Linked DNA regions of Homo sapiens: all the other regions are linked to region 1. The links are chromatin loops, found by intact Hi-C in ENCODE. Cell type or tissue: pancreas. All regions are shown on one strand. Region 1 has its middle 42 kb from the start of COX16. Region 2 has its middle 21 kb from the start of SLC10A1. Region 3 overlaps SLC8A3 (solute carrier family 8 member A3).

Evidence for each region. Hi-C counts contacts between places; a loop is a spot of excess contacts. Peaks named below come from ENCODE experiments on the same cell type or tissue, not always from the same donor. Only the 100,000 strongest peaks of a DNase experiment are listed, where the experiment ranks them.
Region 2: a loop joins it to region 1, with 4 times the contacts of the local background. A loop is called at or near these places in 41 of 110 quality-filtered maps.
Region 3: a loop joins it to region 1, with 4 times the contacts of the local background. A loop is called at or near these places in 27 of 110 quality-filtered maps.

What each region holds. Positions count from the first base shown.
Region 1 is chr14:70,316,735-70,319,234 of GRCh38, reverse strand. No RefSeq gene overlaps it. Among named protein-coding and RNA genes, the nearest start is that of COX16, 42 kb to the left of the region's middle. In pancreas, a CTCF peak has its summit at 1,196 (motif pointing right); a DNase peak (open chromatin) is centred at 1,924; H3K27ac peaks cover 2,297 bases.
Region 2 is chr14:69,817,356-69,819,855 of GRCh38, reverse strand. No RefSeq gene overlaps it. Among named protein-coding and RNA genes, the nearest start is that of SLC10A1, 21 kb to the right of the region's middle. In pancreas, CTCF peaks have their summits at 774 and 979 (motif pointing left); no DNase peak of the experiment used is centred here.
Region 3 is chr14:70,044,955-70,047,454 of GRCh38, reverse strand. SLC8A3 (solute carrier family 8 member A3) reads left to right here. Exons shown (of 7, transcript NM_182932.3): 7 at 1,132-2,500. The coding sequence ends at 1,508. Among named protein-coding and RNA genes, the nearest start is that of SNORD169, 68 kb to the right of the region's middle. In pancreas, a CTCF peak has its summit at 1,279 (motif pointing left); a DNase peak (open chromatin) is centred at 1,254.

The DNA.
Region 1 (2,500 bases):
TTAGTGCTCACACCTGTAATCCCAGCACTTTCGGAGGCTGAGGCGGGCAGATTGCCTGAGGTCAGGAATTCGAGACCAAAGACCAACCTGGCTAACATGGTGAAACCCTGCCTCTACTAAAAGTGCAAAAATTAGCTGGGTGTGGTGGTAGCTGGGTGCCCGTAATCCCAGCTACCTGGGAGGCTGAGGCAGGAGAATCGCTTGAACCCAGGAGGCGGAGGTTGCAGTGAGCCGAGATCATGCCATTGCACTCCAGCCTGGGCGACAAGAACAAGATTTTGTCTCAAAAACAAAAACAAACAAACCCAAAAACACACCAAACAAACAAAACAAAACAAAACCACACAGCCCGGTTTGGTGGTGGGTACCATAGAGACTGAGGTAGGAGAATCGCTTGAACCTGGGAGGCGGAGGCTGTGGTGAGCCGAGATTTCCCCACTGTACTCCAGCCTGGGTGACAGAGCAAGACTGTCTCAAAAAAAAAAAAAAGTTCTTATCAAAATGTCACACCTAAAACAATATTTTAATAACATTACTCAGTAGTCTGTTCAATTAGTAGCAATAAATTCTGTGTGGGTGGAAGGATCTATCTAAATGTTTTTGTATATCTCTTTTCTGCAAACAGTGAAGTTCAGTGGAAAACCATGTAAACTGGTAGCCCTGAATTGGACTCTGGACTTTGTCACTTACAAACTGTGTAATCTTACACAAATTACATAACCTCTTTGAGTTCCAGTTGCCTCATCTGCGAACTGCAGTTTTGACTGTGTCAACAGTTGTGTGACTGTGTGAGGTATACATGGAACTCAGTGGAGAGACAGGAAAGATAAGATAGGTAATAAAGGAGTAGTATTGATCAGTACAAGGAAAATAGTCTGCTTACAGATGATAGATTGTTCTACAAGCATTGCTTCATATAATACTGTTTTTTTAAAAAAAATTTCTGGTTTTCTGCCTTTTGAAACTTAAACAATGTTTAGCCTACTGTAATCATTACTAGAATAATAGAAGGAGAGTGGACAAAAGGTTTCTGAAATAGGACTTTCAGTTGGATGACATTTGTGTGCATTCCTTTTGTGAGAGTGGAGACCAGATTTTGAGGATGGACTTTGGTCTATGATACTCCCAACGGAAATGATCCTGGTCTGGGCAAGCCTTCAGGAGTCACTGCTCACTCCACAAGAGGGTGCACAAAGACCACACAATACTGAGTTTTGAAGCCAGAACTCTTAGATGATGTCCAACTTTTTCTAGGGCCTTGCCCTCCACAGGGAGTCCCATAATCAAGAATCCTGACTTGTTCTCTCTGCATTTTCCCTTTAGATGCTGTGAGGCCAGAAGATTCCTGGCTGGATGAACTGGCTCCTCCAGCTACTGTATCTTCTTTGTGCAGAGCTGCCTCCCTCAGGGGTGGCTGATGCCTGTAGTCCAGCAGAGCCTCACAAACCCTGGACCCCAAAGGAACTGCTCAGGAACCCTCAGGGTTCCCAAAGGAACCCTGAGGAACTGCTAATCACCTGTGTCTGAGCTGGGCTCTTCTGTCTTCTTTCAGCTATTTCCTCCTGCCTTCATCCTTTTTGCTCAACTTTCTCTGATTGCTTCTCAGCTCCCTTTTCCTTGCCCAGGTATATCAACCACAAGAAACCAGGGCTCCCCTGCGTCAGATGTCTCTAGGCAGTAATAATCAAATCCTCCTGCTGGTCCCTTGGACTGCCTGCTTCACAGACATACTGACACAAAACACAAACATACACACACACACACACACACCAGCTACAAATCCTCCTGCTGGTCCCTTGGACTGCCTCCTTCACAGAAATACTGACACAAAGACACAAACATACACACACACACACACACACACACACGTGCATGCTAATCCCTCCATGGTGGCCGGTGTGTGGGAAGGGGCCATCTGGGACAGTAGCCTTGGGAGGCAGCTGTGAGGCCTGACCTCAGCATAAGTCTCAAGTCTGTGCCACACCTGAAGGGGGCATATTTACTCCCATGCACCGAGGATACGATGTCAAATAGCATTGCCCTGGACCTGGGCAGTCTTTCTGGGGCAAATCAAAGTTTTCCTCAGGTGCTAGGAAAACAAGAAACTCCAAAGCCAATGCTGGCCACTGTGTGTGAGAAGATACCCAGCTTCCAGAAATCCTAGCACTCTGCTGGCAAAGTCCCTGCAGTAACATTCTTCCAGGCTTGTTTGATGATTTTTATGGCAGGGGGTCTGGGTGAGAACACTAATTCAATTGTAGTATAACTCTGTTTAAACACACAGAAAAAAGAATCTTGACAAAACCCTCTTTCTTGGACTTCACAACACTGTGAAGCACAAACTGCCCCAAGGGCAGCCTTGTCTGCCCCACCTGCTAGATTCCCCTTCCCATCTCATCAAGGCGGGGCAAGAAGCCACTACAGTTGTCACCTCTCTTCTCTTCCTTTGCTATGCTATATTAATTGCTTGTAATGTGAGCTTTCTCTGAAGTTTGGGTAT
Region 2 (2,500 bases), 500 kb after region 1:
GCGGGACACTTGGAAGGCCAGCGCCTGGACAGAGCCCTGGCTTCCTGCTGTAAGGCAACACTGGTCTGCTGCATCCGGAAGCCCAGCCAAGGCTTTTCCACATCAGCGGTTCTCCCCGATGACGGTTTGCTACCCAGGGGCCTTGTGGCAATGTCTAGAGACATTTTTGGTTGTTGCAACTAGGGGAAAGAGTGCTACTGATATCAAGGGGGTAGAAGCCGATAGCGCTGCTAAACATCCTGCAATACACAGCCCACAGTCCTTGCCCCCAAAAAAGAACTATCCAGCCCAAAGCGGCAATAGGGCTGAGGTGGAGAAAAACTGGGATACATGCATGAGTGGGCAGGCCAGCAGATTTGGGTTCACATCCTCACTCTGCCACTGGCTTGTTCTGGGACCAATGATTTTATCTCTCTGTGCCTCCGTTTTCCCATTTGTAAAATGGGGTTAATGGTAACTGTTTCACAGGGTTGTTTTGATAAATAAAAAGGACTTGATATGTAAAGTGCCTGGCACATAGCAGGCCTTCAGAAGGCACTATAGGTGTTCCTTTATTAAATGGGGAAGGAAGTGGACTTCGTATTCTTAAATGTTGCTTTATGAACCAATTAGAAGTCTTGGAATTGGGAAGAGAAGATCTGAACCACATAAGCAAGAGAAGTGTATATTATTTCAGAACTACTGTGGTTGAAAGATCAAGGGGAAATTTGGATGTATAGAAAAATCAATACGAAAGTTGTGTTTATACACAGTGCTTTAAGAAGCTGTGAATCAGGTCAAGCTGAGTTATCCCTCTGGCAGGTTTTTCCGGCTTCCACAAAGGATTATCCATATGAAAACATCTTCCTTATCCCTTCCTTCCCCCGCATCTGCACTCCGCACCCCCCTCCCCGCCTCCCCAAACACCGCTGACGGGATTGCCCTGCACCTAAGGGACAGCAGGGCAATCCCATCAGTGATGACTTACTGCCCTCTGGTGGTAGAATTTATAAGTGCAGCTGAAATTTTGTCCGTTAGTTTGATTCCGGTGAACACAGCAAGTGCCCTACCACGTGTAAAGCATCACTTATTTAACAGCGTTCTAAGAGTTACAGGAAATGTAAAGACTGACCAACCCACACTCCTTTATAGAATCAGATGGAGACATGAGGGCTTCTGGGCAGCGGATGATAACTTGGGGCCCCTTCAAATCTCTTTAACATTTGTTTGGCTGGAGAAGGGATTCTCTAATAAAACAAAAATCATGTAATCCCTTATGCTTAAATAAGGAATTTCCTACATGTACCCATGTAAAGCTTTAATCATTCACACTTAACCAAAGAAGCTCATTTACAAGCATGTAGATATAAAGCAATGTCCAAAAGGTCTCAAAAATTTTTTGTCAGCAAAATGTTTCCAACTTTCTTGTAATTTTTCTTTTCTCTTCTGTTCTCTTTTGCAATTTTTTAAATTGGGCGATTTTTTGAGAGGCAAATTTAAGAATTTTAAATGTGGATAACAAGTCACCACTTATTGATAACACTGCCAAAACTAGTCCGAAACCTGAAAGCTGTCGTGCAACTGGGTGCCCAGAGAGTTGCCCTGCCGATCCACCCACTCACGTCTCTGCTCCTGTCTTCCAGAAGCTTATCCTCCGGTGGGGAAGCCATGGCAGGGAAACAAGGAACAGAAGGGCCTATGGAAGGTGTCCTGAGGGTTTCCAGATGTTTACCAAGCACCTTCATGGAGCACACACAAATGTGGCAAACCTTTAAGGAGGAAGAGAACACTCTCCTCCAAGGAGAGGTGGGCCCCCCCAGGACAGGAAGGATTCTGATCGGGGTCAGATCAGGGAAGCCCTTGGACGTCTTGCTAAAGAATTTGGATTTTAGGCCGGGCGCGGTAGCTCACGCCTGTAATCCCAGCACTTTGGGAGGCCGAGACGGGCGGAGATCGAGACCATCCTGGCTAACATGTAAAAATACAAAAAATTAGCCGGGCATGTTGGCGGGAGCCCATAATCCCAGCTACTCGGGAGGCTGAGGCAGGAGAATGGCGTGAACCCAGGAGGCAGAGGTTGCAGTGAGCCGAGATCACGCCACTGCACTCCAGCCTGGGGGACAGAGCGAGACTCCGTCTCAAAAAAAAGAACTTGGATTTTAATCCATTTCACACTGACGGCTGCTAAATGGGGTGTGTGTGAGTGTGCGTGTGTGTGTGTGTGTAAGTAAGAGAGAGAGACAGAGAGAGAGACAAGGAGGCAGAGAGACAGAGAAGGGCAGAGCTGGGCTTTGAGAGATTCCATGTCCCATTCTGTGTGGTAGAATAGACTGGAGAGAGTAAGATTCAAGTGCAGGAGAATTATCGGTTATGAGGGTTGAACCAATTCAGCCACTCTGGATTCTTGGAAGAGAAAGGCGAAGGCAGCAGGCATGTGGGGGCCATCTCCATGCCCCTGGCTTCTGTGGAACTCTCCAGGCCCAGGTCCCTCCTCTCTGCTGCTGTGTAGTGACTGATGGGA
Region 3 (2,500 bases), 270 kb after region 1:
CTGTTCTCCAAGCCTTGGGGGACCTGAACTATCAGAGGGGAGGGAGGAAATATGGGGGAAAGCATAGAGGTGGGAAGAAATATCAGAGGATCAGAAGCAAAAAACAACAATAACAACAGAAACAAAAACAAACAAACAAACAAAAAAACAAGGCCATAGGCAAGAAAGGGTAAGAGGTTTTCTCTGGGAGATCTAAAAAAAATGGCAATAATGAGGTAAGCCAGGCAGATACCTTTGGGCATCTCCAAGTCCTTGCAATTGGCCAAGACAACAGCTAACAACATTTGAGGCTTTAAGAAGGTTACCCTGTGATCCACTCATCTGATTTAGTGGCTTTGGCTGAAGCTCTTTGGATATAGTTGAAGGTATGGAAAGGGTCCTTACATGAGGACTTTAGGGTCAAGTCTCTTGCTAACATCCTATGTGACCTTGGGTAAATTCTTTGACCCTTATTTTTCTTACCTGTAAAATAAAAGAATTGGGCTAGATGTCTCTGACAGTCCTCCCTGTATCTACAATCTGTGCCAAGATCTAAAGTCAAACACCCTGCAAGGCCCTGTGATACATATATAAACCACAAAGACAGAGCCCCGTCTTCCTTGAGTCCACAGTTCACCCTGCATGTCCCCATCATGGTTCCCCAACATGTCCTCTGTCCCCAAAATCCAGCACCTCACCCAGTGCTCAATCAGTAGGCATTGCTCAATAACTGTTGGTGGTTCGTGAATAAATGCCCCATATGACAGTTAAAATCAGGCATCTACTCCAAGCAGCTTCCCAGGGTGTCAAGGTTCCCTGGGGAGATATTATGGGATGGCAAACTTCCCTTACTGAAAAAGTAGTCAAAGGAGAACAATAAGCCCACTCAGTAAATATCAGAACTGGAAAGCCCTTCAGAATCTTTCAGATCACTGCAGATGAGGAATGGGAAGCCCAGACTAGGGATGTGACCTACCCAGGGCCACACGGCTTGCTTGCGGCAGAACTAGGAGTTAGGAGTGGCCCCCTAGCCCTTGTCTCTCATTCCTGGGTTCAGCCCACCAGCTCAAGCTGCTTTTTGGGCATACTGGAAGACAAGCCCTGCACACCTTAGCCTCCTACCAGTTCCCATGTGTCTTTGTCCTTTTCCAGATACGTTTGCCAGCAAAGCTGCTGCCCTCCAGGATGTATATGCAGACGCCTCCATTGGCAACGTGACGGGCAGCAACGCCGTCAATGTCTTCCTGGGCATCGGCCTGGCCTGGTCCGTGGCCGCCATCTACTGGGCTCTGCAGGGACAGGAGTTCCACGTGTCGGCCGGCACACTGGCCTTCTCCGTCACCCTCTTCACCATCTTTGCATTTGTCTGCATCAGCGTGCTCTTGTACCGAAGGCGGCCGCACCTGGGAGGGGAGCTTGGTGGCCCCCGTGGCTGCAAGCTCGCCACAACATGGCTCTTTGTGAGCCTGTGGCTCCTCTACATACTCTTTGCCACACTAGAGGCCTATTGCTACATCAAGGGGTTCTAAGCCACACAACAGAGCCTCCAGCAGGGCAGGCCTAGGACTTCTCCTAAGAGAAGGGCACTTCCCCACCAGTGATCTCTCCCGACTGCACTGCCCTGGAGAGGCAGCATCAGGACCTAAGCCCCAGGAACTTCACCCAACTTAGGCCCTGGCAATTAACTGAAAGGGCAAAGTCTTAATCAATCAAACAATGGAGGAATCACCGACTTTACACAGTATTTAATTGAATACAAACAAGCAACAGCAACAAATCCACCTCCACCCCATCTCCCCCTCATATCCCTGACCCAAAGCAAAGGTCAGAGCCTTTCGCCTCCTTCTATTCCATCTTTTGATTATTCCTTTGCCTCTCATTTCTTTGGAAGCAGGGTTTCTCCTCTCTGCCCAATTCCATATGTCCCTATTATCTCACTCAGCTGACAAGACGTGAAAATGAGTCACATTCATGTGGCTGGGGTGGGGTTCTTTTTTCATTGTAATCATTATTGTGGTTGCTTTCGTTTTGCCATTAGGTTTTGCTTATTATTTTGTTTTGTCTTTTTTTTCTGAAGTGAGTGAAAAAGGTGCCACAAAGGAATTCCAGGTCCGAGCCAACAGAGAGAAACATGAATTTTTAGACACATGCTCTCCTGCCACCTCTTGGCTCCATCAAGATCCAGTTCCCCATCTCACTGTTTTCTCTGAGTTCTTGGGAGGAGTGATGGTGTTGGGGTAGAAATAAGCTCACTCACCCACGCAGGGTACTAAAGATCTTACAGGAGCTTCAACTGGAGCAGGAGGAGCTTTTTATGCTTATGTTGAATCAAGTCAGATACAAAAAGCAATTGTCCCTCTTTGCCCAAGCCTTTCCAATTCTGTGTGTCTTGTTGTGTCAGTGTCCACTTGTGTATCCTTCTGCAGGAAGACCCGCCAAATAGAAGAGATGGGACAAAAATAGGAATGGTGTGTGACGACAAAGGGCTACTGGAAGAACAAAAGGGATACAGGCCTTCTTG